Linked DNA regions of Homo sapiens: region 2 is linked to region 1. A link is an interaction called in ENCODE POLR2A ChIA-PET data of the cell type or tissue named here. Cell type or tissue: Panc1. All regions are shown on one strand. Region 1 overlaps TBC1D14 (TBC1 domain family member 14). Region 2 holds the start of MRFAP1L1 (Morf4 family associated protein 1 like 1).

Evidence for each region. Peaks named below come from ENCODE experiments on the same cell type or tissue, not always from the same donor. Only the 100,000 strongest peaks of a DNase experiment are listed, where the experiment ranks them.
Region 2: POLR2A ChIA-PET joins it to region 1 with 5 read pairs; 3 of 35 experiments call an interaction of 5 or more read pairs at or near these places.

Annotation. Positions count from the first base shown.
Region 1 is chr4:6,951,463-6,953,962 of GRCh38, forward strand. The region is part of intron 2 of TBC1D14 (TBC1 domain family member 14); the gene reads left to right. Among named protein-coding and RNA genes, the nearest start is that of TBC1D14, 43 kb to the left of the region's middle. In Panc1, no CTCF peak of the experiment used is centred here; no DNase peak of the experiment used is centred here; H3K4me3 peaks cover 353 bases; H3K27ac peaks cover 289 bases.
Region 2 is chr4:6,708,409-6,710,908 of GRCh38, forward strand. It overlaps MRFAP1L1 (Morf4 family associated protein 1 like 1), which reads right to left and starts at 1,457. Exons shown (of 2, transcript NM_203462.3): 1 at 823-1,457; 2 at 1-235. The coding sequence starts at 1,221. The coding sequence ends at 838. It overlaps LOC105378240 (a long non-coding RNA gene), which reads left to right and starts at 1,527. Exons shown (of 3, transcript XR_001741568.3): 1 at 1,527-1,647. RefSeq lists enhancers at 1-1,108, 1,132-1,421. In Panc1, no CTCF peak of the experiment used is centred here; a DNase peak (open chromatin) is centred at 1,453; H3K4me3 peaks cover 2,295 bases; H3K27ac peaks cover 2,219 bases.

The sequences.
Region 1 (2,500 bases):
CGAGTCCAGCCTGGGCAACATAGTGAGACCTTATTTTCATTAACAACAAAAAAATTAAAAAGGTAATAAAACACTTTCACAAGGGAATTTTTAAAAATGTGTTCATGTACTCACCTACACCCCCTCCCTCACAGACTTTGTCAGATGATCCTCAAAGGGACATCAGAAAGTCCTTGTTGAATAAGTCTGTTTCTTATGATTAAATGATGCCAATAAATAATTTGTCGAATGATCTAATACATTTCCCCAGGGGGTGGAATGGTGGAGGAGAGGGCTAGTGAAAGGTCTGTTCTGTGAGTGTATTTCTTCCTTAATGTTTGGAAGACTTCACCAGTAAGGCCATTTGACCTGGAGTTTTCTTTGTGAGTTTCTAAATTATTGACTTAATTTTGTTGTTGTTGTTGTTGAGGTATAATATATAAATTGTGACTGTTGAGTGTTGAGGAAGGATTTGGAGAGGCATGGGAACACGAGGCTGCAGGGTCTGTATTTGGGAAGGAGACTGGCGATGAGGCGGCAGGGCTGGGAAGGCTTTGGCTGATAGGCTGTTGTCGTGGTTATGCCCCTTTGTGGAGTGACTGCTCTGGGCCCCACCCATAGCTGATGTGCTAGACCAGATGTGGTTTGAAACTCCCTGGGTAGTGGGAACCGATGAGAAGTGTTAAGTAGGACAGCAGGAATCACCTTTCTAAGTGCATGCGGCCGTTCAGAACAGTGGTTCTCAGATCCAGGTGTGCATCGGAGCCACTGCAGGGCTCGTTGAACCAGAGATTGCTGGATCCCACCCGGGGTTTATGGTTCCATAGGTCTGGGTGGGACTCAAGAAATTTGTGTTTCTAGCCAGTGCCCAGGCGATGCCGCTGCTGGTCCAGATTCCCCACTTGAGAACCACAGGGTTTGATCGTATTCATTAATTGGCCCCCTCCCCGAATCAAATGTTGGCTGCCCTGGGGCAGGGATTTTGTCAGTTTCATCCCCTCTGGTCCCCTGGGCCAGGCACAGACTAGGTGCTCAGGACCACTCTCTGCCAGGCCAGCTCTTGTACTTGATTGTCCAGGGTTTTTTAAATTGCAAAAGTAATATGTGCTTGTTTGGTTTTTTAAAACACAGTGCAGACATCTATGAAATAAAAGTAAAATTCCCTTTTCTGCTTCTCATCCTGTGCCTCTCAGCAGACTTCTTTGGTGCCTTGCATACATATAAACACACAGACAGGTGTTTTCTTTTTTAAGGGATGATGGAGCTGACTGTTAGAGGATGCTGGCTGGGGCTTGAGGAGGATGATTCTGCAGGGGCTAGTTGACATAACTGAATGGCGTTGGCTCCAAGGGGAACCAACCCATAGTGCATGCTGGTGGTTTAGACTAGTTTTTTTTTGTTGTTGTTGTTTTTGTTTTGTTTTTGAGATGGAGTCTCACTCTGTCGCCCAGGCTGGAGTGCAGTGGTGTGATCTTGGCTCACTGCAATCTCTGCCTCCTGGGTGATTCTCCTGCCTCAGCCTCCCGAGTACCTAGGATTACAGGCACCCACTGTCACGCCTAGCTAACTATTTTTTTCTTTCTTTTTTTTTTTTTTTTTTCTGAGACAGAGCCTCGCTCTGTTGCCCAGGCTGGAGTACAATGGTGCAATCTTGGCCCACTGCACCCTCTGCCTTCCAGCTTCAGGCAGTTCTTTGCCTCAGCCTCCCGAGTAGCTGGGATTACAGGCACCTACCACCATGCCCAGCTAATTTTTGTATTTTTAGTAGAGACGGGGTTTCACCATCTTGGCCAGGCTGGTCTTGAACTCCTGACCTCGTGTTCCACCCACCTCGGCCTCCCAAAGTGCTGGGATTACAGGCGTGAGCCACCACGCCCAGCCATAAGAATAGATCAGTTGGCCGGGCGCGGTGGCTCACGCCTGTAATCCCAGCACTTTGGGAGGCCGAGGCGGGCGGATCACGAGGTCAGGAGATCGAGACCATCCTGGCTAACACGGTGAAACCCCGTCTCTACTAAAAAAAAAAAAAAATACAAAAAATTAGCCGGGCGAGGTGGCGGGCGCCTGTAGTCCCAGCTACTCGGGAGGCTGAGGCAGGAGAATGGCGTGAACCCCAGGGGGCGGAGCCTGCAGTGAGCCGAGATTGCGCCACTGCACTCCAGCCTGGGCGACAGCGAGACTCCGTCTCAAAAAAAAAAAAAAAAAAAAAAGAATAGATCAGTTTTGGGGGACATGAGGTTGTTAGTTAGCTCTGGGTTTTCGTTTTTGTCTTCAACAGCATTTGAAGTGAGTGAGGGGGAATCCAGAGCGATGGTTCTAGTGTAGGTATTTGGATTAATTTCACGGTTCTGTGCTTGTGACTCAACGGCAGACCTGGCCGCTGCTTCACAAGGCACAGTGCCTGGCACACTGCAGACGCTCAGGAAGCGCTGTGTGCTTGGCGCTTTTCCAGGTCCGAGGTCCCGGTGGGTTTTGTGACAGGTAGCCTGGACGTGCTGTGTGCTTGGCGCTTTTCCAGGTC
Region 2 (2,500 bases), 240 kb before region 1:
ATTAAGCCCCATTTCTCTTCTGAGAGTATTTCTTTGACAAAAGTTATATTTCCAAAACCAAACACATTTGATAATCTAAATCCATATCGAGGTCATCAATCACTGACCATAAGGGAGACTGTTACATCGGGGTAAAAAACATACAAAAACAAAACAGAGAAAATGACAAGCTGTTTCAGTTTCCTCAAGGTGTCAGTTCATCCTTACCAGTTGACTACAGTCCTCAGCTGTGAACCTAAAGCACAATTGGGAGAAATTTACCATGAAGACATTGACTCTCAAAGTTCCATATCCTGATGTTAAAAATAAATGTGAACCACCCAGAAGAATGCCACTTCTTTGAGACACGGTCCTCTGACATACCTGTCTCATAGAACAATCTGGAAATTTCAGGTAATGGCCTCTGGCTTTACTCTTTATTTCTCCTTCCCTGCGTTCTCAGCCTGCGTTCCACTGTGCTCTATGGCCTAGGTCTTCTTTGGCTTTCCCCAAACTCCCTTAGTGCCTAGACAGGTCTACTTCTGGCGACTGCCCTATTAGAATTGACTTTTATGTTTCACAAAAACAAAACCGAAGTTACTGTTATCTTTCTCTAATTAACAGCGTGGGAGGGAGAGGCCACAAAAAAACGGTATACTAACGCCTAACAAAACCAGCACGCATTCTTTCCTCTTGACCCCAACTTTGTTCCCAATGCTCAATTTTTGATGCAATAAAATGGGGGATGCAGGCCTAGAACATAACTTTTTACAGGGCGCGGTTTAACCATGCTTAGGGCGACTACTGAGTTTCATCCAAGCTCCAGCTAGTTTCCGACCTTACCACCGATCTCCTCCTTCAAGAAGACTCGCTTCTCTCTATTCGCCAGACGAGCTCGACCAGCATCTCTGCCATCTTCGCAATCTCCTTGGCTTTCTCCTCAGCCTTCTCGCACAACTCCGACACTCTCTCGTCGGCTTCGCCACTCGGGTGCTGCACGTGATTGAGGGCGCTCTCCTCCGAGGCCTCCACCTGCGTTTTGATCTGGATAAGCATATTGTCCATCTCCCACAGCTTGCTCCTGGTCCGCAGGTACGCCCGCCCGTGCTCGCGTATAAGAGACGCGATGTCCTCGCGCATCTCGTTGATGACCGGGAGCAGGAACTGCTCGAAATCCTCCTCGGGCTCCAGCACCTCCACTTCCTCAGGCGCTTCCACCTCGTCTATGTCCAGGGGCCGCATCTCCTCCTGCCGCTTCCTCAGTACCGCAGTAGGGGCGTTCTTCTCACCGGAACCCTCCAAGAACTGGAGATCAGCAGTTACTGCTGGAGGCTGAGCGACCCACACGCTTTGTCAATTGTACTCCCGAATTATCTTTATTTTTTTTTCTTCCTTTTAATTGTAAGCCTTTCGCTTCACAACTCTGCGGGAAGAATCGCCGTGGATGCACACAAATAAGCGGCCTACAAAATGGAGTCGCAGCCGTCAACTCGCCCTCGGCCTTTTTGCGGCCCTTTCACGACAGAGCCGGGCCCCTTTACGGTCACGCCTTCGGCAAGACCAGGTAGCGGGCGCGTGCACGTAAAGGGGCCTCGGGCGCGCGCACGTCCATCACCAGCTGCTTCCCGGCGCCCCTCCTCGCCCTCTAATTTAGATCGGTGGCGGCAGGTTTGTTCGCGTCTTCATCTAAAGCTTCCCTTCAGCGGGCTTTTACTTTTATTATTTTTTAAAAGTAAAAGTGACCCTCCCTTCCCTATATTTGAATAAGACTGGCTGGCGTTCACAGCGCTTACTATCTAAGCATGCACAAGCTTGAATTAACTTATATGAATTCATTTAGCCCTCACAACGAACCTAGAGGTAAAAACCGTGCTAAAAGTCGTGATTTGAGCCCAGAGCAATGTGGGTCCACAGTCCCTGCTCACTGTTTTAGAATGGAACACGTCCTTCTGTCCTCCCCACCCCTGGCTCATACTTTTGTCCTGGGGGGAAATTCTCTCGCTGCCTTGGGTGATTCTGGCCGGTGGTTTTTGGTCTCTCTTCGCCAGTCTGTAAGGTCCTCAAGGTAAAGGGCTACTTCTGTTTCAGTTCTGTCCTCCGCCCCTCCTGTCAGCCTGGCGTCAAGCAGGGTCTTAGGGGATGCTTTAGAGAGAGGAATTCTTCTCTAGTACATAAGTGCTTCTACCAGACTGGAGGCTGTTTGGGGACAGGTTCTGGTCTTGATCACCTTTATGTCCCTCCACACACAGGACCTGAAAATCAGCAGGGACCTAGTAAATGTGGCTTTGATGGTCAGTACATTTTGATCACTAACCTAATGCCATTGTGGAATGGAGGAAGTCTGTTGCTAGGCTTAGCCACCCAGTGCCACACTAGTAGTAATATGAGTGTGTGTAGAGGGGGCATCCTTCTTAACACAAGTGCCACAGATCAGAGCTTCAGTTTTCCAGTCTGATAAAGACCAATGGCCCCAGCCTGAATATCTGTCAGTGGGAAGAGGGATTTGTAAGATGACATGCGT